Regions from separate parts of the Homo sapiens genome. Here region 1 is linked to region 2. A link is a loop called in an ENCODE intact Hi-C map of the cell type or tissue named here. Cell type or tissue: K562. All regions are shown on one strand. Links, peaks and the distances in the headings refer to the core of each region. The heading gives the core; the rest is flanking DNA. Region 1 overlaps MARCHF6 (membrane associated ring-CH-type finger 6). Region 2 holds the start of LINC02212 (long intergenic non-protein coding RNA 2212).

Region 1 (11,062 bases), core at 467-5,466, 140 kb before region 2:
ACACTTTATATACATTTCATTTAATTCTCTCACATCGTTAGGTAGTCGGCATTTTCATTTTACAGATGAGGAAACTGATGGTTAGTATGATTAAGTAACTTGTCCAGGATAATACAGGTAGTAAATGGCAGAGGCAAGATTCAGACTCATGTCTGTCAGAGTCGCACTTAAATTAGATTATTTATTTATGAGTGTATACTACAAGTCCAATGTTGAAATTTATTTTTGTCACTCCCTCTATAGGATGAATCATTTATATAATTTGGTGGAAACTTTATTTTGCTTTATTTTGTTTTATGAAATTATTAGTCATGAAATGCAAGTGAATTTTAGTGCCGTATTCTCATGCCTGCTTTTGCAAAATTCCAGTTTGGAAGTCTTCTGACATTTTTACAATTAAATTTAAGTTGAAATAACACTTAAAGGAAAAGGGAGGGTTATAGAGGATTAAAAATGATATAGCAAAGATGCCAAAAAACTAATAAAAAATGTTCTATTTGTGAAATCAGTTATTATAGGTTATTTCTTTAAAAAATGCGACTTAGGTTTTTTAAATCTGCTTAGAAATTTTTTGGTAGGAGATATTCAAAGTATGGCCAAACATAAAACTAAATTAAAAAAAAATCAGTATCACCTACTTTTGAAAACACTTATACTGTTGTGGTTCTGTTTTTTATTTATTTTATTTTATTTTATTTTATTTTATTTTATTTTATTTTATTTTATTTTATTTTATTTTATTTTCCGAGATGGAGTCTTGCCCTGTTGCCCAGGCTGAAGTGCAGTGGCATGATCTCTGCTCACTGCAACCTCCACCTCCCAGGTTCAAGCGATTCTCCTGTCTCAGCCTCCTGAGTAGCTGGGATTACAGGAGCGCGCCACCTCCCTCTGCTAATTTTTGTGTTTTTAGTAGAGATGGGGTTTCGCCATGTTGGCCAGACTGGTCTCAAACTCCTGACCTCAGGTGATCTGTCCGCCTCAACCTCCCAAAATGCTGGGATTACGAGCGTGAGCTACCGTTCCTGGCCGGTTCTCTGTCCTTTAAAAATATATTTTAATATTCTGAGCAAAGAGATTAAGAATGTTACAAACACATCAACCGTGCGTATAGTAAGTCTTCCCTTCCTTTTAAAAATAGCACATTGCTTGCCTCTGATGGTACCATATATGATAGTCTGATGCTCAGAATGTTATGCATTTGTAGTAATACTTAGTTCCGACATGGCTGTTTCATACTAATTGTTTGCTAGATTTTAAAGATCTCTAAAGTTTCTTCAGTATTAAATTAATTTTTGTAAAATCAACAGGTTTATAATCCATTCTCATAATACAGGGATGGATAAATCATTCTTACTGTGTATATGTTATTTGTATGAGTGCAGATGTGTTATGTCAACTGCTATCCATCCTGACATTTTTAAACTTCAGAGCTATAGGAGACCTTAGACATTTGCCCTCCTCATTTTATGGGTTAGGAGTCCGATCCTGTAATGCACTGAGATTTCTCAGTTTCAGAGAAAAGTCTATCCTTTGGTCAAGGATATACTTTTTTTTTTTTTTTTTTAAAGGAAAAGCAGTACAATATTGGAATAGATGTTGCAAGTGTTGATGTGCAGTTCTCAAAGATAATATTAAACATTTTGTCATAGAATGCCCACATTTCGGCTCAGTGATATAAAGCTGAGGTTTTTTTTTTTTTCTTTTCCATTTTGCTAAATTACTGCTTGTATTAGCACAACATAATACAAAGTCTTAGTAATTTTATTACAGAATACCAAAGCAGCTGTTCTTTATGCTTTACGGAACATATTCATTCGAAAAGTGTGAAGCTAAAGAGTATTATGGTTGATCATGTTCTATATCACTATGGCAAAAATTTGAGGTAACTTAAATTTGGAAGAAATGAGTTAAAAGGATAGAAAGTTGTCAGAATCAGACAGCTAGTTCCTCTCTTTCTAGACCCACACAGTCTTCTTTGTTTCCAGAGATGTCTGCTGCATGTTTCTTACCACGCATTACCTTTCACTGTTTTGGCATGCTTGTGACCAAGTGTACATGCATTTATTCGTTAAATGTTTACTGAGGACCTGTTATGAGCCAGGCACTATTCTATGCATTTGGGCTAGGCAAGGAACAATATAGAGAAAATCCTTTCTTTCATAGAGCTTACATTATAGTTATTAGCTTAAGACAAAATAAACATGTAAATTATATGGCATAACTAGAAGGTTATAAACGCTGTGGAGAACAGTGAATTGGGAGGGAATAAGAAGTGCCAGGATATGAGGGCATGGGTTGCTTTTTTTTTTTTTTTTTTTGAGACGGAGTCTTGCTCTGTCACCCAGGCTGGAGTGCAGTGGCGCGATCTTGGCTCACTAGGGGTCGCAGTTTTAAATATAGCAGTAAAGGAAGGCCTCACTGAGAAGGAGCAAAGGAGAAGGAGTTAGCCATGCAGATACTCTGGGCAGAGCATTCCAGGCAGAGGGAACATAGCCTATGTGAAGTGTCTAAGATGGGAGCATGCCTAGAGTGTTCAATAAATCACCAGGAGAGCAGTGTAGCTGTAACGGAGTAAAAGAGTTGGAGAAGAGTAAGTATAATATGAGGTCAGAAAGATATGGAGCCAATGGGGAGAGAGCATGTAGGACTTCATTGACTTTTATAGTGAGATAGGGAGCTATGGGAGGGTTTTGAGCTGACGTGAGACATAAATTGTCTTGATATGCAGCCAGCTTTCTGTATTTGTGGGTTTCGCATCTGTGGATTCATCCAATGTCAGATGGAAAATACTTGGAAAAAAATAGATGATTACCTCTGTACTGAACATGTACAGCCTTTTTTTCTTGTCATTATTCCTCAAACAATACAGTATGATGACTACATAACATTTATGTTATAATTATTCTAAGTAATCTAGAGATAATTTAAAGTACAGTTGACTCTTGAACAACATGGGTTTTTGAACTACATGGGTCCACTTACACATGGATTTTTTTCTTCAATAAATATATTGAAAAAAATTTTGGAGATTTGCAGCAATTTGAAAAAACTTGCAGATGAACTGTGTAGTCTAGAAATAGTGAGAAAGTTAAAAAGTTATGTCATTAATGCATAAAATATATGTAGATACTAGTCTTTTACTCACTATCATAAAATATATACAAATCTGTCATGAAATGTTAAAATTTATCAAAACTTACACACACAAACATGTAATGGAGACTGTACATGGCACCATTCACAGTTGAGAGATGTAAAGAAACTTAAAGATACAGTATTAAATCATAACTGCATGAAATTAACCGTAGTGCATACTGTGCTACTGTAATAATTTTGTGGCCACCTTCCGTTGCTGTTGTTGTGAGCTCAAGTGTTGCTGTTGTTGGAGCTCATCTCTCCAGTAAATTGTATATGGTAAAAAGTATCTCTCTGGATTCTCTTGTATTTTTCATTGCATTTAGTGCAGTACCCTAAACTTTGAATAACATGATGGGATCCATATGAGGTGCCACTAAGTGATGCTGGAAGTGCTCCAGGAAGCTGAAAAAAGGCATGACATTATGAAGAAAAAGTCGAATTGCTTCATATGTGCCATAGATTGAGGTTTGTAGCTGTGGTTGCTGGCCATTTCAGAATGATTTATCTTGTAAACAGACAGGTATCAATAAATATGGTACAGTGCTGTAAATGTAATTTCCTTCTGATTTTCTTAATTTTTTTCTCTAGCTTTATTGTAAAAATAAAGTATATAATATAGAATACAGTATATAATATTACAATACATATTGTAAGAATGCAGCATATAATACAGTACGCAATACATATAATACAGTTTATGCATTCATGGCATAATTTTATTTTTTTTGCTCCTTCTAAGCTACACAGTTCATCTTTTTTTAAATTGTTGTGAATTTCCAAAAAATTCTCCAATATATTTATTGAAGAAAGAAATCCGCGTATAAGTGGACCCATGTAGTTCAAACTGTGATGTTCACAGATCTGTACTTTAAATAATCTCCTGAGTACTCATAATACCTAGTATAATGTAATACAAAGGCTGGGTGCGGTGGCTCACGCCTGTAATCCCAGCACTTTCGGAGGCGGTGGCAGGCAGATCACCTGAGGTCAGGAGTTCGAGACCAGCCTGGACAACATGGCGAAACCCTGTCTCTACTAAAAATAGAAAAAATTAGCTGGATGTGGTGGCGGGTGCCTGTAATCCCAGCTCCTTGGGAGGCTGAGACAGGAGAATGGCGTGAACGTGGGAGGCGGAGCTTGCAGTCAGCCGAGATCGCGCCACTGCACTCCAGCCTGGGCAACAGAGCAAGACTCCGTCTCAAAAAAAAAGTAGTACAATATGTGTATTAATCTACTGTTTATGTTGTATTATGTTATGGGAAGGCTTCTGGTCACCAGTAGGCTGTTAGTAGTTTTCCATTAGTAGTTTTTCGGGAGTCAAAAGTTGTATGTGTGTGTGTTTTTTTTTTTTTTTTTTTTTTGAGACAGAGTTTTGCTCTTTTTGCCCAGGCTAGAGTACAGTGGCACCATCTCAGCTCATTGCAACCTCCGCCTCCCAGGTTCAAGCGATTCTCCTGCCTCAGCCTCCCGAGTAGCTGGGATTACAGGCATGCACCACCATGCCTGGCTAATTTTGTATTTTTCGTAGAGATGGGGTTTCATCATATTGGCTTGAACTCCTGACCTCAGGTGATCCATCTGCCTCAGCCTCCCAAAGTGCTGGGATTATAGGCGTGAGCCACCGCGCCCGGCTGTATGTGGATTTTTGATTGTGCAGGAGGTCGGTGCCCCTAACTCTTGTTCAGGGGACTCCTGTATATGGAAGGATGTGCATAGGTTACTTGGAAATACTATGCTGTTTTACATAAGGGACTTGAGCATCTGTGGATTTTGGCACCTGTGGACTTCCTGAAACCAATCCCCCAGGGTTACTGAGTCTATCTCTTTCCTGGTTAAGACAAGTTTTTGTTTGTCTTAAATTCAAATTTCTGGAAGCTACAATCTCACTGGCTCATCTTGGGTCAGTTGCTTATCCTTTTGATCCAGGTAGCTGGGTGGTGGTGGGAAAGGTAATGGAAGAATAAGAATCATGACTGGCTGTGTCCATTCTTGAGCTGGTAAGACAGTGCAAAAGAGATCTGCTATATTGCTCAATTAGAATACTTTTTAGACTGAAGCCCTGTGAGTGATTATTGCTGGGCTATCCTCTTCCAGATGCCTACTTCCCATTTCTTCCAGGCCAGGCTTACTTTAGTGGGTTTTACTTCTGTCCTGTAAGACTATGAAGATCACTTATTTTTAGTATAATACAGTTAGAACAGAAAGAGTTCTTGAAAAGTGAATAGGAAGTAAGAACCCCCCAAGGGAAAACTTAATAATTCAGACTATATTTTAGAATGCTGTTGCAGTAGGCTAGATGAGATATAGGAGTTACATTAAGGTAGAGGGAATGGAAAGAATGGAAAAGAAGAAATAGACCAAGGTAGAATTAATAGAACATAGTAATTGAAGAGGTAATATAAGGAGGAGGAGTTAAAAATGATTGATTTTTATATTATTTCAAATGGGAATGGAAAGAGATAAGTAGTTCAGTTTTAGATATTGTTTTAGTTTGCAGGGGCTGCTGTAACAAAGTACTACAGATTGGGTGCTTAAGAGAAATTTGTTTTCTCAACTCTGGAGGCTAGAAGTTTGAGATGAAGGTGTTGGTAGGCCTGGTTTCTTCTGAGGTCTCTCTCCTTGGCTTGTAGATGATTGTCTTCTGTGTCTTCATGTAGTCTTCTCTCTGTATGTCTTCATGTAGTTGTCCCTCTATGTCCTAATCTCTTCTTTTTTTAAAGACGCTAGTCATATTGGATTAGGGCCTACTCTAAGGACCTCATTTTAACTTAATTACCTCTTTAAAGATCCTGTCTCCAAATATAGTTACATTGTGTATACATGCAGGTTAGGGCTTCAACACGTGAATTACGGGGGGAGGGGCAGTGCAATTCAGCCCATGATAGACATGAATTCTTGAAGGCTTGGAAGACTGAAGCATTCCCTGTACACTTATTTTTTATAACTTAACTTCATTATAATATCTTTTTTTTTTTGAGACGGAGTTTAGCTCTTGTTGCCTAGGCTGCAGTGCAATGGCGCGATCTCGGCTCATGGCAACCTCCGCCTCCTGGATTCAAGGGATTCTCCTGCCTCAGCCTCCCGAGTAGCTGGGATTACAGGCATGCACCACCACACCTGGCTAATTTTGTATTTTTAGTAGAGATGGGGTTTCTCCATGTTGGTCAGGCTGGTCTTGAACTCCTGACCTCAGGTGATCCGCCCACCTCGGCCTCCCAAAGTGCTGGGATTACAGGTGTGAGCCACTGTGCCTGGCTGTAATACACTTTTTACTTTCCTGTCTCTCTCCTTCCCTTCTGTCACCTCTTAATGTATTCTGTAAAGATGGAATCAGGTTAATAAAGTATAATTTACACACAAATTTACCCTGTTTAGGGTGCAGTTCTGTTATAACACTTTTGAAATAGAATATTGGAGATTCCATGTCTTTTTTGATTACTTCCCCATTTACCAAATATTGGGTACATGTCTACTACGTATCTAGGACCTGTGCAACAATGTTTTCTGCATGTTTCATTTCTTCATTCCAAGTCCTTGAAAAGTGCCAAGAGGCATTTCTATTGAATGGAACAGTTTGAAGAGCATTGATGTAGCTAGAGTAGTGGTTTTCAAAGCTTTGTCCCAAGACCCCTTTACATTCTTAAAATTGAGGACCCAAAGGACTTTTGTTTATGTGGGTTTTATATGTAAAGATAGATATTTACCATATTAGAAATGAAGAATGAATACAAATTATTTAGAATATTTAAAAGTAACAATAAACTCAATATATGTTAATAAAAATAACGTTATCTGGATTATTATAAGACAATTGGATTCTCATCTCTCCCTTTGCAGTCACTTTGTTAAGTGTTTTGGTTAGTGTATATAAAAACTCGGCATCACACAGATTTATAGCTTGAAAAGGGATGAATATTTTCAGATGTTTGTATGTTCTTTGATACTATGTCAAAACTTGACAAGTGGTAGTTTCTTAACGTATCTGAAAACATGGCAGTCACCTTAAAAAATTAAATTAACTGTTAAATTAAAATCCATTTGTCTGGTAGTGTAGGATAGAGTCCAGAAATAGATCCACACATACATGGACAGTTGATTTTTGGACAGAAGTGCAAAAGCAATTGCATAAAATATAAAGGATATCGTTTTTCAACAAATGGCACTGGAATAGTTGAATAGCTGTAGGAAAAAAAAAAGAACTTTGAGCTATAGCTTGTACCATATACCAAAATTAACTCAAAGGGCTGTTAGACCTCAATGAAAAACCTAAAACTATGAAACTTCTAGGGGAAAATATAGGAGAAATTCTTCGGAATCTTGGGTTAGACCAAGATCTCTTAGGTATGACTCCAAAAGCATGATCCATAAAAGAAGTGGATAAATCAGATGGCATCAAAATTCAGAATTTCTTTCAAAATTAGAAAGACACTTAACAGAATGAAGACAGGATACAGAAGATGTATCTTATAAGGGGCTTGGAGTATATAAAAAATTCTCAGAACTCAGTAATAAGAAAACAATAACTCAGTTTTTAAAATGGTCCAAAGATTTGTATAGACACTTCACTAAAAAATACATGTACATGGCTATTAAGCATATGCAAATATGCTAAGCATCATTAGTCAAAACCATAATGAGACACCACTTCACACCTGCTAGGATGGCTATAATCAGAAAGAACAGGTAAGTGTTGGTGAGCATTGTAGAAAAATTGGAACCTTCATTTGTTACGCTAGGAATGTAAGATAGTGTGACTGATTTTGGTAATTCCTCAAAAAGATAAGCTGAGTAACCATATGACCCAGAAATTTCATATACCCAAGAGAATTCAAAAAATATATTCACACAAAAACCTGTATATGAGTTAGCAGTATTATTTATAATAGCCAAATAGAAACAACCCAGTGTCCATCAACTGATGAGTAGATAAATGTGATCTATTTGTAAAATAGAATATTACCCAGCAGTTCAAAGGAATTAAGTACTGATGCATGGTACAACTTGGATAAATCTCATAAACATTAGGATAAGTGAAATAAGCCAGTCACAAAAGAACATATTTTCTATGATCCTATTTGTGTGAAATGTCCAGAATAGGCAAATCTATATATAGAGAAATTAGTGGTTGTCTGGAACTGGGGAGAGCAGATGGAGTAGGAAGTATCCACTAATAGTTACAGGGTTTCCTTTTGGGATGATGATAATGTTCTAAAAGATTATGGTGATGGTTGCGTAACTGTAAATATACTTAAAACAATTGAAGTCTTTAAATTGGTGAACTTTATGACATATATCTGAATAAAATTGTTAATTAAAACTACTGTGAGATATCATTACATACCTATTAGTGTGGCTAAAATGGTAATAGAATGACTGACCGTACCAAGTGTTTGTAAGGAGGTAGAGCAGTTGGAATTTTCATATACTGCTGGTGGGAGTGTAAAGTGGTACACCACTTCTTCTGGGGAGCAGAAAGCAACCTTCCGGGTACAGGTGAGCCAAGGTTGATGGGCAGTTATGCAGAGGGAGTTGGGATATCACTGTGTGTACCTGTGCAAGTCCTGGAGTGTGTTGGGTCCTCATCAGCAGGGCTGTATGAAGGTGTTCATTAAAACAAAACTACTGATAGTGTGGCAGGAGCTAGAAAACACCCCTTTCTTCTTAGATATCCCTCCAGCACCCTCTACTGGCAAAGTTTAACTGCCCCTAGCCAAAAGAAAAGAAAAGAAAAGCTTAGCATCCCTATCACTGAACAGGGACTGAAAGGGAGAATTTGGAGTTGAGAAGGGGATACATGGATAACTAGCTCATTACTGCTGAAATTGTTGGAATCATTCATTGCCTGTGCTGCTGAAGCTTGATGTTGCCCACAGCTGTTGGGCAGAATCTCCACCATGACTTGCGTATCTGTTAGCAGGAGTCTGCAGTACCTGCCATTAGCTGCAACTGCTGGTTTTTAGAAACAAGTAGAAAATGGTTTCGCTGTTTCTCTGCTTCTTCTTTATTTTTATTTTTGAGATGGAGTTTCGCTCTTGTCGCCCAGGCTGGAGTGCAATGGTGCGATCTTGGCTGACTGCAACCTCTGCCACCCAGGTTCAAGCGATTCTCCTGCCTCAGCCTCCTGAGTAGCTGGGATTACAAGCACATGCCACCACGCCCGGCTAATTTTGTATTTTTAGTAGAGACGGGGTTTCACCATGTTGGCCAAGCTGGTCTTGAACTCCTGACCTCAGTTGATCTACCCACCTCAGCCTCCCAAAGTGCTGAGATTACAGGTGTGAGCCACTGCACCCAGCCTCCCTGCTTCTTCTGATCTCACAGAAGTGCTTCTCATTGACAGACTCTAACTTAAGCCTAGTTGGCAAGGAGGCCAGAAAGTGCAGTTTTCAGGCTTCCAGGAGCAACAGTACAGGTGAATTTTTAATTTAGTAACGATAGTAATCTGGTGAGCTAAAATAAGTAAACTTTGGGGTACATAGAGAATTGGAATTATTATTATTATTATTATTTTTGAGACAGAGTTTCGCTCTTGTTGCCCAGGCTGGAGTACAATGGCACGATCTTGGCTCACCGCAACCTCCGCCTCCCGGGTTCAAGCGATTCTCCTGCCTCAGCCTCCCGAGTAGCTGGGATTACAGGCATATGCCACCACACCTGGCTAATTTTGTATTTTTAGTAGAGGTGGGGTTTCTCCATGTTGGTCAGGTTGGTCATGAACTGCCGACCTCAGGTGATCCGCCCACCTCAGCCTCCTGGGATTACAGGCGTGAGCCACTGCACCTGGCCGAGAATTGGAATTTTTAAACTGTGTTTGCAAGGCCTAATTCCCAAACCCACATAGTTTGTGTATGGGTATACGCTCACCCTCAAAAAGGAAATATTTTTTGTAAAATTTGAGCAGTTAAACATTTTTTTCTGCCTGTAATTGTAAAAGTAGCAATTAAACACTATCTACTTGGGGACGAGAAAGGAAGAAAAATTACCCATGTTCTCGTCTGACCAATTACAGTGGCTGTCTTTTTTTTGCATTTTCTTCTTTAGGCTATGGTGTTTTTACCTAGTTGGAAGTAAGGGAGTGTGGTCATTTAAAAATGTTATATCTCTTTCCATATTAGCAAATAGTTATATATACATATATATACTTTTTTTTTGTTTTTTGGTCTGTTGCCCAGGCTGGAATGCAGTCACGCAATTTCGGTTCACTGCAACCTCCGCCTCCTGGGTTGAAATGATTCTTGTACCTCAGCCTCCTGAGTAGCTGGGATTATAGGCGTGTGCTGCCATACCTGGCTAGTTTTTGTATTTTTAGTAGAGATGGGTTTCGCCATGTTGGCCAGGCTGGTTTCGAACTTCTGGACTCAAGTGATCCATCTTGCCAAAGTGCTGGGATTACAGGCATGAGCCACTGCGCCCAGCCTTGTATTTGCTATTTTTAAGGGACTGTATACATTCCATATAGTGAATGTGCACCATTTATATAGCCGCTTCCCTATTTTGGGCTATATAGGTTATCTGCAGACATTTTGAGTAATATTTTTAATATATTTTCAAAATTGTCTACTATAATTGTAGCTACTAATTGTAAAAATTTTATTGATAATTACATATTAAACATTCCTTGTTTACTTCAGCCAGATGAACAAGGTCAACATTAACAGTTACATGTGGCATAGTGCCACGGTTATTACTTGAGACTGTCACTATGACAGTTACTGCTGTTACTACTTGAGACCGTCATTATGAGACTGAGTGAAGGGGGACAAATGTAGAAATGAAAAATTAAGACAAAAGAAACTTTTAAAGGAAGAAAAAAGGGGAAGAAAAAGAGGGCTCCCTGCTTCTAGGGAGCAAAGGCAGCAGCCTAGCTTCCACAGCCCTTAGAATTTATTGGGTAGAAAGAGCAGGGGGGAGGTGATAATGACTG
Region 2 (11,439 bases), core at 2,195-7,194:
AGTGAGCTGAGATTGCACCACTGCACTCCAGCCTGGGAGACAGAGTGAGACTCTGTCTCAAAACAAAACAAAACAAAACAAAACAAAACAAAACAAAACAAAACACTCATCCTAGTGTTCCTTGAGGTGGTCTGATTAGCAGCTAATGGGTTTACAACAGCTTTCCCTTTTCAAATTTGATTTCAGAAGCCATCAGCTGCATGATTTGTTGTATGTCTGAATGCTTGAAGTGAAGGTTGATAGTTGATAGGAGCTGGCTGATTCTGGTCTATAAGTGTGGCTGGGCTGACAAACAGGCATCCACCTACTTGGGCTGGGTCCCGGGAGCAGCCTCAGGAATTGAGATTCCTGCATCTGCCTTCATGGTCTTTATCTTCCAGGCCTCCCTCTCCCTGTCATGGCTCAGGCGGGGACCACGGCAGAGGGTGGGCCACACCATCTTTCAAGGGCAGCTGGGCCCCTTCTGGCAGCTGGACGAACCTTATTCGGTGCAGTGGCTCATGCTTGTAATCCCAGCACTTTGGGAGGCCAAAGTGGGTGGATCACTTGAGGTCAGGAGTTCAAGACCAGCCTGGCCAACATGGTAAAACCCCATCTCTACTAAAAATACAAAAATTAGCCAGGCATGGTGGTGCATGCCTGTGGTTCCAGCCACTCGGGAGGCTGAGGCACGAGAATCGTTTGAACCCGGGAGGCGGAGGTTGCAGTGAGCCGTGATCCATCACTGTACTCCCACCTGGGTGACAGAGCCAGATTCCGTCTCAAAAATAAAGAATGCTGTTCTTCCTGGGCAGAGAGTTTCTCTGTTCTGGAGGTCATCCAGTAGCCCGGCCCCAAGGTGATCTCTCTGGATGGGTGAGGGGAGGAGGGGTCTCCTCCAGCTGGAAGCATCGAATCAGGACTAGCACTTCCTAAGAGCACGTGGCCCAGAACTGGGCTAAAAATAGTACAATTTTTAAAAATTACACTAAGCTTTGATTTCAGAGTGTATTGGTTTCCTGGGGCTGCTGTAACCAAGTGCCACAAACTGGGTGGCTTAAGACAACACACATTTATTCTCTCACAGTTCTGAAGGCCAGAAATCCCGAAGCAAGGTGCTGGCTGGGCCATCCTCTCTCCCAAGGCTCCCCGGAAGAAGCTGCTCTTGCGTCCCCTCATTCTGATAGTCACAGCGCCCCTGGTGTCTTTAGTTTGGAGCTCCAATGTCTGCCTCTGTTTTCACGTGGCCTTTTCCCCATGTGTCTGTGTCTCTGTGTCCAAATTTCTCTCTTTTTTTAGGACACCAATCACTAGATAAGGGCCGACCCTCCTCCAGCATGACTTCATCTAAATTTGACTGCATTCACAAAGACCCTATTTCCACGTAAGGGCTCACTCTGGGATTCCGGTGGACATACATTTTGGAAAGACACTGTTCAACCCAATATAGAGTCTTTCCTGTTTTGAAGTAAGTTTTTGCTAAATTCAATTTTAGAATGCCTTCCTCCACTTCCTTGAGCTTGGATAGTTTAGAAATTTGAAAATTTGCCTGTTAGGGTAATCTCCGTATCTTAACATAATGTAAGTTTATTTTGGTCACGTGAAGTTCAAAATGAGTGATCTTGAGGGGCAGTTGGTGTCCATCTAAGCAGTGATTTGGGGGCCTGAGCTCCTTCTATGTGGGATGCCCCAATCTTCCATGTGGGAACCCTCCAAACTTCCATGTGGGTCCCAAGGTCCCTATGCTCCCCTGTCTCAAGCTGAAGGGGAAGAGCATGGCGTGTGGGGAGCCAGGCCAGGAAGTACTGCTCATCCTGTCCATGCGTATTCACTGGGCCAGAATTCAGCTACAGGCCACAGTGAAGCCAGGAGGGGTAGGCTGGCCGTGCACCCAGGAAGCAGAGGAAGGGGTTGGGGAAGAGCCGCAGCTGAGGCTGGCGAGTCAGGATGGCGCCTGGAGGGCAGCTCCTCCTAGGACTCATTTCCCTTTGCTTTCCCCCCTTCTTCCGCCTCTCCACCTTGCTAGCCCTGGCGGGTCTCTAGTCAAGAGGGTCAGTTTCCAAACCTCATGGCACGAGACCCTTCCCCACTGACATGCAAACAGCAAAGGAGCACCTCCCATTTAAGGGGAGACTGAATGATCAAATGCTAAAGGAATACATCTTTGGGGGTGCTGTGAACGCCCTCAGTGAATCTGGGTGATCCAGCCTGGTGGATTGTGGGGGCCCTGAAGGTGCGCTTCTCACTAAACCTCCCTCTATGCCCACTAGGAGCCCACTGCATCTCAGAGCAGGGGATGGAACAGTTCCCCTGGGGCGGGGCTGGTGCTTAGGAAGCTGGGCCCAGGTATCCTGGACGGAGTGCTTGGAGTCTTGTCTGAACAGGATCCTCAGGCTGTGCCACACAGTCCCAGGGCAGATTACACTTGACACCTGCCCCCTCACTGGCCACTTCACCTTGCCAGTGGTTTTCAAACTGCCAGGCAAGGCCAGTTGAAACCAGTGCTTAAAAATAAAACAGGGCAGGGTACAGTGGCTCATGCCTGTAATCACAAGAATTTGGGAGGATCCCTTAAGCTCAGGAGTTGGAGACCAGCTGGCAACATAGTGAGACTTTGTCTCTACTAAGAGAAAAAAAATTAGCTGGGCGTGGCAGTGGGTGCCTGGAGTCCCAGCTACTTGGGAGGCTGAGGTGGGAGGATTGCTAGCCCAGGAGGTTGAGGCTGCAGTGAGCCGAGATTGCACCACTGCATCCAAACTGGGTAATAGACTGAGACCCTGTCTGAAAACACACACACACACACACACACACACACACACACACACACACAAAACCTACTAGAAAAATACCAGGTACATAGAACACAGTGAGAGAAAGTACTGTGTCATTAAATCTTGATTCCATGTTTATATGTATATTTTCTGGGTTGTGATATAAAACATTTCTTTCCAAGTGAGGCAATCAAAAACTGAAAGCTGGCCAGGCACAGTGGCTCACCCCTCTAATCTCAGCACTTTGGGAGACCAAGATGGGAGGACTGCTTGGGGCCAGGGGTTCCAAACCATTCTGGACAACATAGTGAGACCCTCATTCTATAAAAAATTAGTTTAAAAAATTAATTTAAAAAATTAGCCAAGTGTGGTGGCATGCACCTACAGTCCCAGCTACTTGGGAGGCTGAGGTGGGAGGATCACCTGAGCCCAGGAGGTTGAGGCTGCAGTGAGCTATGATCATGCTACTGCACCCCAGCCTGGGCAACAGAGTGAGAAAGATCCTGTCTCAAAAAAACAAACCAAACCAAAGAAATTTGAAAGCCACTGTCCTATGTGGAAGAATTTGGAAGTCAATGATAACACAGGGAGGTAGTAATTATTTTCCAGGTTTCAGAAGTGCTTGTGGGTCCCGATAGGAGAGATGCTGTGATGGTGTGAGGTCAAGGAGGACTCTGGGCTGGGTTGAATCGGGGCTGTACCACTTCCCTCAGGAGGTCCTTGTGAGGGCGACTCCATTGCCTGGGCCTCCACTTTTCATCTGTAAAATGGGCTAAATATCTACCTTGATGGGGAGGAGGAGGATGAAATAGCTCCTCACTCTTGAATGCTCCCTGTCCTAGGATTTGTTCTGAGTCTTTTATGTATATTACATCAGTCTTTCTTCACAATATCCCTCTGGTTAAGTGCTAGTACCATTAGTTTATCAGTACAGGTAAGGACACTAAGACACGGAGAGGTGAAGTCACCTGCCCAAGTGAGCTGATGTCAATGAAAATCTGTATCATGCCAAATACTGTGTCTGGCACATAGCAAGCACAGAGCAAATTTTAATTTTCTTACCCTTAATTTTGTTTCAATCGCTTTAAAGGATCCTCAGATATAGGCAGACAAACAAGCTGGTGGAAGATGTGTGAGAAGCACACTTCAAACTGCCAGGAAGCTGGCTTCTATGGAGTCCCAAAGTGTGAAATTAGCTCCTCTTCTGTGAGGGTCCCTGGAAACAGTGGCTGCTCCCTGCAGGAGGCAGAGTCCCTGCAAGCCCTACTCTTCAGCATCAGAGGAACTGCAAGGGAAGTCAAAGAAAGGGGACCCTCCCCTCCAGCCCTTAGGGGAAGACTCATCGATGGTTTCAGGGAGGAAAGAGAATGATGGGCCTGGCTCACAGTACACTACCTTCTTGCTGGATTTTAAAGATTAGAGGCCCAGGAACCCCCAGCCCTACTCCACACCCTGCAATACAGATCAGCTTCAAGGGGTCTCCACCTCCCCTGCCCACGATGGCCGGCCCCACTCCTCCAGTAGAGACTGTGGGCCCCACTGTCTGGAGGCCAAGGGAGAACAGAGCTGCTTCTCCCTGGGGGAGATCAGACAAGTAATTAGACCAAACTGCAAGAGGCAGCTATGTCATTGCTTCTCAGAAATGATAAACAGCGCAAAGAGAGGATTGCATCACTTCTTCCCAGGGTCGCTGGGACATTTGCTCTCAGAGTCCAAGCTGGGTCGCATTTTAATCAGAGGGGGGCTGTGGACTGATTCCCTGCCGAGTGCAGAAATGTTTCATCAGCAATTAGTATGAGCACTCCAAAAGGAAGCTACACGTTCTCCTTGCCTTGTTCCCACGTTTGCTTGTTCCAAGTCGTGTCTTTATACTATCTTAACTATATAATGTCATTTATGCCATATTTTAAAATAGTTGTCTTCTTATAGAACCCATGACTTTGTTTGACTTCATTAACAAAACTTAGTAATTTACCTTGCACAGAGCCTGCCCATATGGGATATGAAATTAGTATTTGCAGAATAAAAAGATGTTGATGACAATAATAATACACATAATGACATAATAATATTAAAGTAAAAGCTAACTTGCGGGGGCCCTCTCTTCTGCCTCCTGTCTGAAGAGGGCTGCCTCTGCAGTGAGCCTGGACGTGGGACTACTGCACACATGACCCTGCGGACATCAGGCCGGGAGCAGGTGGAGGCGGGTGGCGGAGGAAGTGGTAGAGGAGGAGAGGCCAGGAGCTCCCTGAGCCAGCGCTCCCACAGAAGGAAGTTCATCAGAAAATCACAGAGGGCCTGGGACCCAAGGTCCCCCATCCCTCACCCCACCCACCCCATCAGAGGTTTGTTCCCGAGTACCTGTGTTTTAAAGTGCCCAGATGGCCTCCAGCTGCCCACTCTAGCACTTACAAGTTTGGAGTCCAGGGTCCCCAGACCGTGGGGTGGCAGTGACCACACTGGCCTCCTGAAGTGGGCAGGTCAGAGGATCCCAGGCCTGGCTGCTCAGAGTGCTGTCTGCCAGCTGGGGGTGACATTCCTGTCCTGGCTGTGACTGTCCCCTCAGCTTCCGCCTTATTCACCCCTGATGGGAGGCAGAGGTGGAGCCAGGAGAGCTCTGCTCATGACTGTGCTCCAGGAGGCTCCACCTCCGTGTGCACCCAGAAGGCCCACAGGAGAGATGTTGTAGCCTGCAAAGCACTACTGCCTGCACGACTGCACGGCCGGCTCCACAGGCTCCTCGGAAACGACAGCAGGAGCAAAGATGAGGGCTACAGTGCCAGGTGAACACCTGGGAGCCGTCTGTGTCCATCTCTGAGTTCTATTCGTTTGCTAAGGCTGACCTAAGAAAGTGCCACATACTGGGAGGCTTATAGCACACAGGTGATTTTCTCACTGTCCTGGAGACTGGATGTCCAAGGTGTGCAGGCTGGTTTCTCCGAAGGCCTCTCTCCCTGGCTGCAGGTGGCCGCCTTCCTGCTGCATCCACCCTCGGCCTTTCCTCTGTGCAACAGCGTGCCTGCGGTCTCTTCCTCTTCATATAAGGACCCCAGTCCTAGTGGATTATGGCCTACCCTAATAGCCTCATTTAACCCCCATTCCCTCCTTAAAGGTACTGTCTCCAAATACAGTCACATTGGGGGTTAGGGCTCCAGCGTATGAATTTGGGGGGACACCATTCAGTACACAGCAGGAGGAAAATCACTTTCACAGTCACACAGCACTTCCAAGCTGTGTGTGTTGCCTTACGTGTCCAGCACCATGCGTGAAGTATTGTCGCAGCTGTTTTCGTTAGGATGTGTGGGAAGAGCACATCTGTCATCAGTTCCAGCCCCCAGTGACCAAGAACACGTCCCTTTGGCTCTGCCTCTGGCTCACACTGGACTGGGACTAGAGCTCACAGCTGCAGGTGCCAGGCCTGAGGGCTGCAGGCTTGCTGCCAGGCCCAGGGCATGGGCTATCCATCCCATATTCCACCCAGGTGCAGACAGACCAACATGAGTACCCAGGAGAGCTGCAACCCCTGGGCGCCACCGAGACCCCCTCTCAGCCTGGCCCCCTCCATTCTTTCACTTGAGTAATGCAGGTTCTCTAGGTGCTATATACAGTGCTTTGCAAACTCAGCTTCCAGCTTTGTGCAAAGAGACCCTTGTGAAGGGGGTCCTTAGACTACCTTTGGGTTTGGCAACTCGCTAGTAGGACTCACAGCACTAAGAAAGGCTATTAGATTTGTGCTTACACTTTGAAAATACAGATTTAAATTAGCAAAGGAAAAAGGAACATAGAGCGGAGTCCAGGAGAAACTCGCACAAGCTTCTGGTGTCCTTGCCCTGCGGGGCTGAACGGATAGCGTTTATTTTCCCCAGCAACGATGTTTCACGGCACACTTGAGGTGTTAGCCACCATGAAAGCTTACCTATGCACTGGTGTTCAGGGTTTTCATTGGGGTCAGTCACATAGGCATGCAGTGCCCATGTGACTGACCTCGGCTACTTGGACCTCAGCCCAACAGAGGTGAAATTAATAGAGCATGGCCCAGAGCCTCGGGCACGTGTGAACAGGCTTTCATCATAAATCACACTGTTGGCATAAACTAAGGATGTGGCCCAAGGCCTCAGATACACAAAGCCACCCTTATCAGGAGGGACACTCCAAGGACTCAGGGGTCATCTCTTCGGAGCTGATCAAGGCTGTATGCAGGGTTTGGTCAACTCAGATCTGCTGAGTCACCCTTGACATCACAGCTGACATCCCTAAGTCTCTTTGGCTGGGACATGTGGGAGCTGCTGCTGTCAGTGTCAGAGGCTTTCAATTTGATTCATGTTTGACAGTATGATTTGGGAGAAATTATATATTTTATCCTAATTTTCATTTATTTCATTATCAGTGAAGCAGAACAACTCTCTACGTGTTTTATTGCCATTTGAATTTCTTGTGTACTTTGTCTAGTCATTTGTTCATACATATGTTGAGTTATTTACATTTTTATAATTTATAGGAGCCCTTATGAATTGTGCACATAAGCTCTTTGTCATATGTGGCAAATACGCTTCTACTATTTCTTTTAACTTTATTCTTTTTTGTGAGTGATACAGAAATGTATATTTTTGATGTAGTCAGCTGGTCAATCTTTTCTGTCATGATTTCAGATCTTAGTGTTAAGATCACAAAGGTTTTCTGCTCCCCAAACTATATGCTGTCCAATATATCTTCTCATGCTTTATTTTTAAACACGTAAATATCTGATCTTTTGGAATATTGTATTATAATATATTTATTATGTTATGTTATATGATATGATATTATACATTTCCTAGGGCTGTTATAACAAATCACCACAAACTGAGTGACTTAAAACAGCAGAAATTTATTCTTTCATGGTTCTGTTTGCAAGGAGGCAGCAGGGCTGTGCTTTCTTGAAGGGCTCTAGGGGAGCATCTATCTGTTCCACGGCTTTCTCTTCGCTTTGATGTCACCAGCAATCTTTGGCTTATAGAAGAATCACTTGAGCCTCGGCCCCTCTGTCTTCACACGGCATCCTCTTTGTGTGTTTGTGTCTCTTTTCCTCTTCTTATAAAGATGTCAGTCATATTGGATTAGGGCCCTCCTAATGACCTCATCTTGATTACAACTGCAGAGACCCTATTTCCAAAAAGGCCACATGCACTGATACCAGGGGTTAGAACTTCAATGTATCTTTTGGGAGGACACAATTCAATCCATAACATATATGGTGTAACAAAACTTCATTTGTTTTTCCAAATGCTTACCTAATTGTCGTAATGTCATTTATTGGACAATCCATCCTTTATCCATGGGTTTATTTCAAGACTGATTATTCTGCTCCAGTAATGTATTGGTCAGTTCTGCTGAGGTCACATACTGTTTGACAAAGTATTGGTGTATAACCACCCAAGATAAGCAATTATGGAAGGAAATTGGAGGGAAAAGTTAGCTAGCCTCGCACTGTTAGTATGATCAGTCTTTCCCAGTCGTACAGTCTATAATGGGAGGCCTGTCTGAAAATACTTGCACTTCTCATTTTTATGCCCTTGTTTGGACTTGGGCTGTTCCTGCAACAGTTGGTTATGTCTGATAAAAAAAAAAAAAAAAGAGGAACTGGCCAGGTGCGGTGGCTCACGCATGTAATTACAACACTTTGGGAGGCTGAGGCTGGCAGATCACTTGAGGCCAAGAATTTGAGACCAGCCTGGCCAACATGGTGAAACCCCGTTTCTACTAAAAATGCAAAAACAAACAAACAAACAAGGAAACAAAAAATTAGCCTGGTGTGGTGATGCGTGCCTATATTCCCACCTATTTGGGAGACTGAGTCTATGAGAATCACCTGAGCCTGGGAGGTGGCGGCTGCAGTGAGATGAGATTGCGCCACTGCACTCCAGCCTGGGTGACAAAGCAAGTCTCTGTCTCAAAAAAAAAAAAAAAAAAAAAAAAGTAACTTCTTTCTTTCATAGCCACTACACTGATATAGGGTTTGAAATATTAAGAGATACTAGTTTTAAACATCTGCCCAGAGTAGTCCTCCAATTCCTGGAACAATCCAGAAGTGTACAAATTCTGACAGAGCTATTAGAAGCCATACCAATGCTAAGGGTTTAATGGCCAAGAGAAACTCAGTCACTCCTTTAACATGGATCTATTGAGTGCCAGGCATTGTTCTAGGTGCAGGAGCTACAGCAAAGCCTGGGACAGACAAGGCTCTCTGTTTCCTTTCAGCTTACATTTCAATGGGGGAAAGACAAGGATAAGACAAACCTAAAGAGGTACAGAATACCCTCTCCAGAAGTAAAGGGAAAGTATGTCACCTTGAAGTCCTGGGCAGAATCCGATCCTTTTCACAGCTTTATCCATCTTGTTGAAATATAGATTATTGGCGACATCCCCAAAAAGAGAGTTGTAGAAGAGAAACGCACTGGCAGAATGACAGGCAGGTATTAGTGTGGATGACAATTGAGTCTAAAGACATTCTTAACAGCAATCTTCCATTGATAGCCTACTTTATTAGTTCATCAGAATTTTCATTCCCATTTGTGAGACAGGGGAAACTGAGGATCAGAAAGATTATCTGGTGATTTGATTTCTGAAAAGATAATGCTTATTTAGCAATTCCTCCAGGAAGCCATCAGAGTCCTCATCCATACAACAGATGCGCAGTAAGTGATGAATTTTGCTGTGAACACCTGAGTTGGAATTAGTCATTGATTGGGCTCCACTCCATGAGCAAATGAGGTGAGGGGGCCAGATACACACAGATAATATATTTTCTTATTTCTTCCATTGCTTGTCCATGTTCCCATGGATTTTTTTTTTTTTTTTTTTTTTTTACAGAGTCTCTGTCACCCAGGCTGGAGTGCAGTGGCATGACCTTGGCTCACTGCAACCTCCACCTCCCAGATTCAAGTGATTCTCCTGCCTCAGCCTCCCAAGTATCTGGGATTACAGGCACCCGCCATCACGCACGGCTGATTTTTGTATTTTAAGTAGAGATGGGGTTTCACCATGTTGGCCAGGCTGGTCTCGAACTTCTGACCTCAGGTGATCTGCCTGCCTCGGCCTCCCAAAGTGCTGGGATTACAGGCGTGAGCCACCACGCCCAGCCTTCCATGAATATTTTTAACATTTTACTTTGATATAATTTTAGACTTAGAGAAATTTACAAAAATAGTATAGAGAGTTCATATATATCCATTATCTAGCTACCTATAATGTTATAAATGTATATAACTATGGAACAATGCTCAAATCATATATATCCATTATCTAGCTACCTATAATGTTATAAATGTATATAACTATGGAACAATGCTCAAACCCAGGGGAAAAACTTTGATACAAGACTATTAACTAAGCTACAGACTTATCTGAATTACACTAGTTTTCTCCCTGTGAAGTAAAGGATTAACTCAGCAGGCTTGGGGTGTTCAAACCCTGCATCTCCCAGAGAAAGGACTGGCCCTTGACTACCTTCTGGGAGACAAACTCTAAGCCCTTGAAATATCCTGCCTGATGACAGTCTTTGTTTACTTGGGCCCTTGGGCCCTGTCAGATAGTCGGTAATAACAGCGTGATTTATGGTGGGGAGTCTTGGATCTTGCTGTATCCGTTTGACCTCTTGAGGAACTGCAGACTGAGTAACTAAGGTCAGCTATGAGGTGTTCCATGCCTCTATAACTGATCCCTAATAAAAAACCTGAGCCCCAGGCTTTGAGTGAGCCTCCTTGGTTGGCAATACTTTCTGTGTGTTGTCACACATCACTGCTGGGAGAATTAAGTGCTGTCTGTACAGTTTCTCTGGGTGAAGACAACCAGAAACTGGTGTTTGTCTCTCCTGGATTCTGCCCTCTGTGCCCTGTTCCATGCTAACTTTAATCTGTATCCTTTACTGTAATAAACCATAACTGTGAGCATGACAGCTTTTTAAAGTTCTGTGAGTCCTTCTGGTGATTCACTGAACCTGAGTGTGGTCGTGGGGACCTTTGGCATGCTACCTAATATCCTTTTCTTTCTTTCTTTTTTTTTTTTCTGAGAAAGAGTCTCACTCTGTCACCCACACTGGAGTGCAGTGGAATGACCTTGGCTCACTGCAACCTCCATTTCCCAGGTTCAAGCGATTCTCCTGCCTCAGCCTCCTGAGTAGCTGGGACTACAGGCCCGCACCACCATGGCCAGCTAATTTTTGTATTTTTAGTAGAGACAGGGTTTCACCATGTTGGCCAGGCTGGTCTCAAACTCCTGACCTCAGGTGATCCGCCCACCTCGGCCTCCCAAAGTGTTGGGATTACAGGCATGAGCCACCACGCCCGGCCCTAATATCCTTTTTCTATTCCAGGATACAATCCAGCGTCCTTTATTGTTGGTCTCCTTCATCTCCTCCAACCTGTGACAGTTCCTCAGTGTCTTTGTCTTTCGTGACCTTAACACTTTTGGTGACTACTGGTCATTTTGTAGAATGAACCTCAATTTCAGTTTGTCTGTTTGCTCATGATTCATTGAGTTCATGTAATTTGGGAAAAAATGCTTTATATCAGATAACTGGGATTTTTAAGGAGAATAAGCTCTTCAGTACCCCTGTACACACACACACACACACACACACACACACACACACACACACACACACACACACACACACACTCTCTCTCTCTCTCTCTCTCTCTCTCTCTCTCTC

Evidence for each region. A loop is a pair of places that touch in the nucleus more often than their neighbours do. Peaks named below come from ENCODE experiments on the same cell type or tissue, not always from the same donor. Only the 100,000 strongest peaks of a DNase experiment are listed, where the experiment ranks them.
Region 1: it touches region 2 in a loop (2.1-fold over the local background); 1 of 110 quality-filtered maps calls a loop at or near these places.

Annotation. Positions count from the first base shown.
Region 1 is chr5:10,355,668-10,366,729 of GRCh38, forward strand. All of the region lies in intron 1 of MARCHF6 (membrane associated ring-CH-type finger 6), which reads left to right. Among named protein-coding and RNA genes, the nearest start is that of MARCHF6-DT, 7.1 kb to the left of the region's middle. In K562, for the core only: a CTCF peak has its summit at 2,362; DNase peaks (open chromatin) are centred at 2,404 and 2,644; H3K4me3 peaks cover 1,527 bases.
Region 2 is chr5:10,497,393-10,508,831 of GRCh38, forward strand. LINC02212 (long intergenic non-protein coding RNA 2212) reads right to left here and starts at 5,336. Exons shown (of 3, transcript NR_104606.1): 1 at 3,813-5,336. LINC02213 (long intergenic non-protein coding RNA 2213) reads right to left here. Exons shown (of 3, transcript NR_134289.1): 2 at 9,077-9,183; 3 at 7,598-8,132. RefSeq lists an enhancer at 5,757-6,651. In K562, for the core only: CTCF peaks have their summits at 4,857 and 5,352; DNase peaks (open chromatin) are centred at 4,369 and 6,929.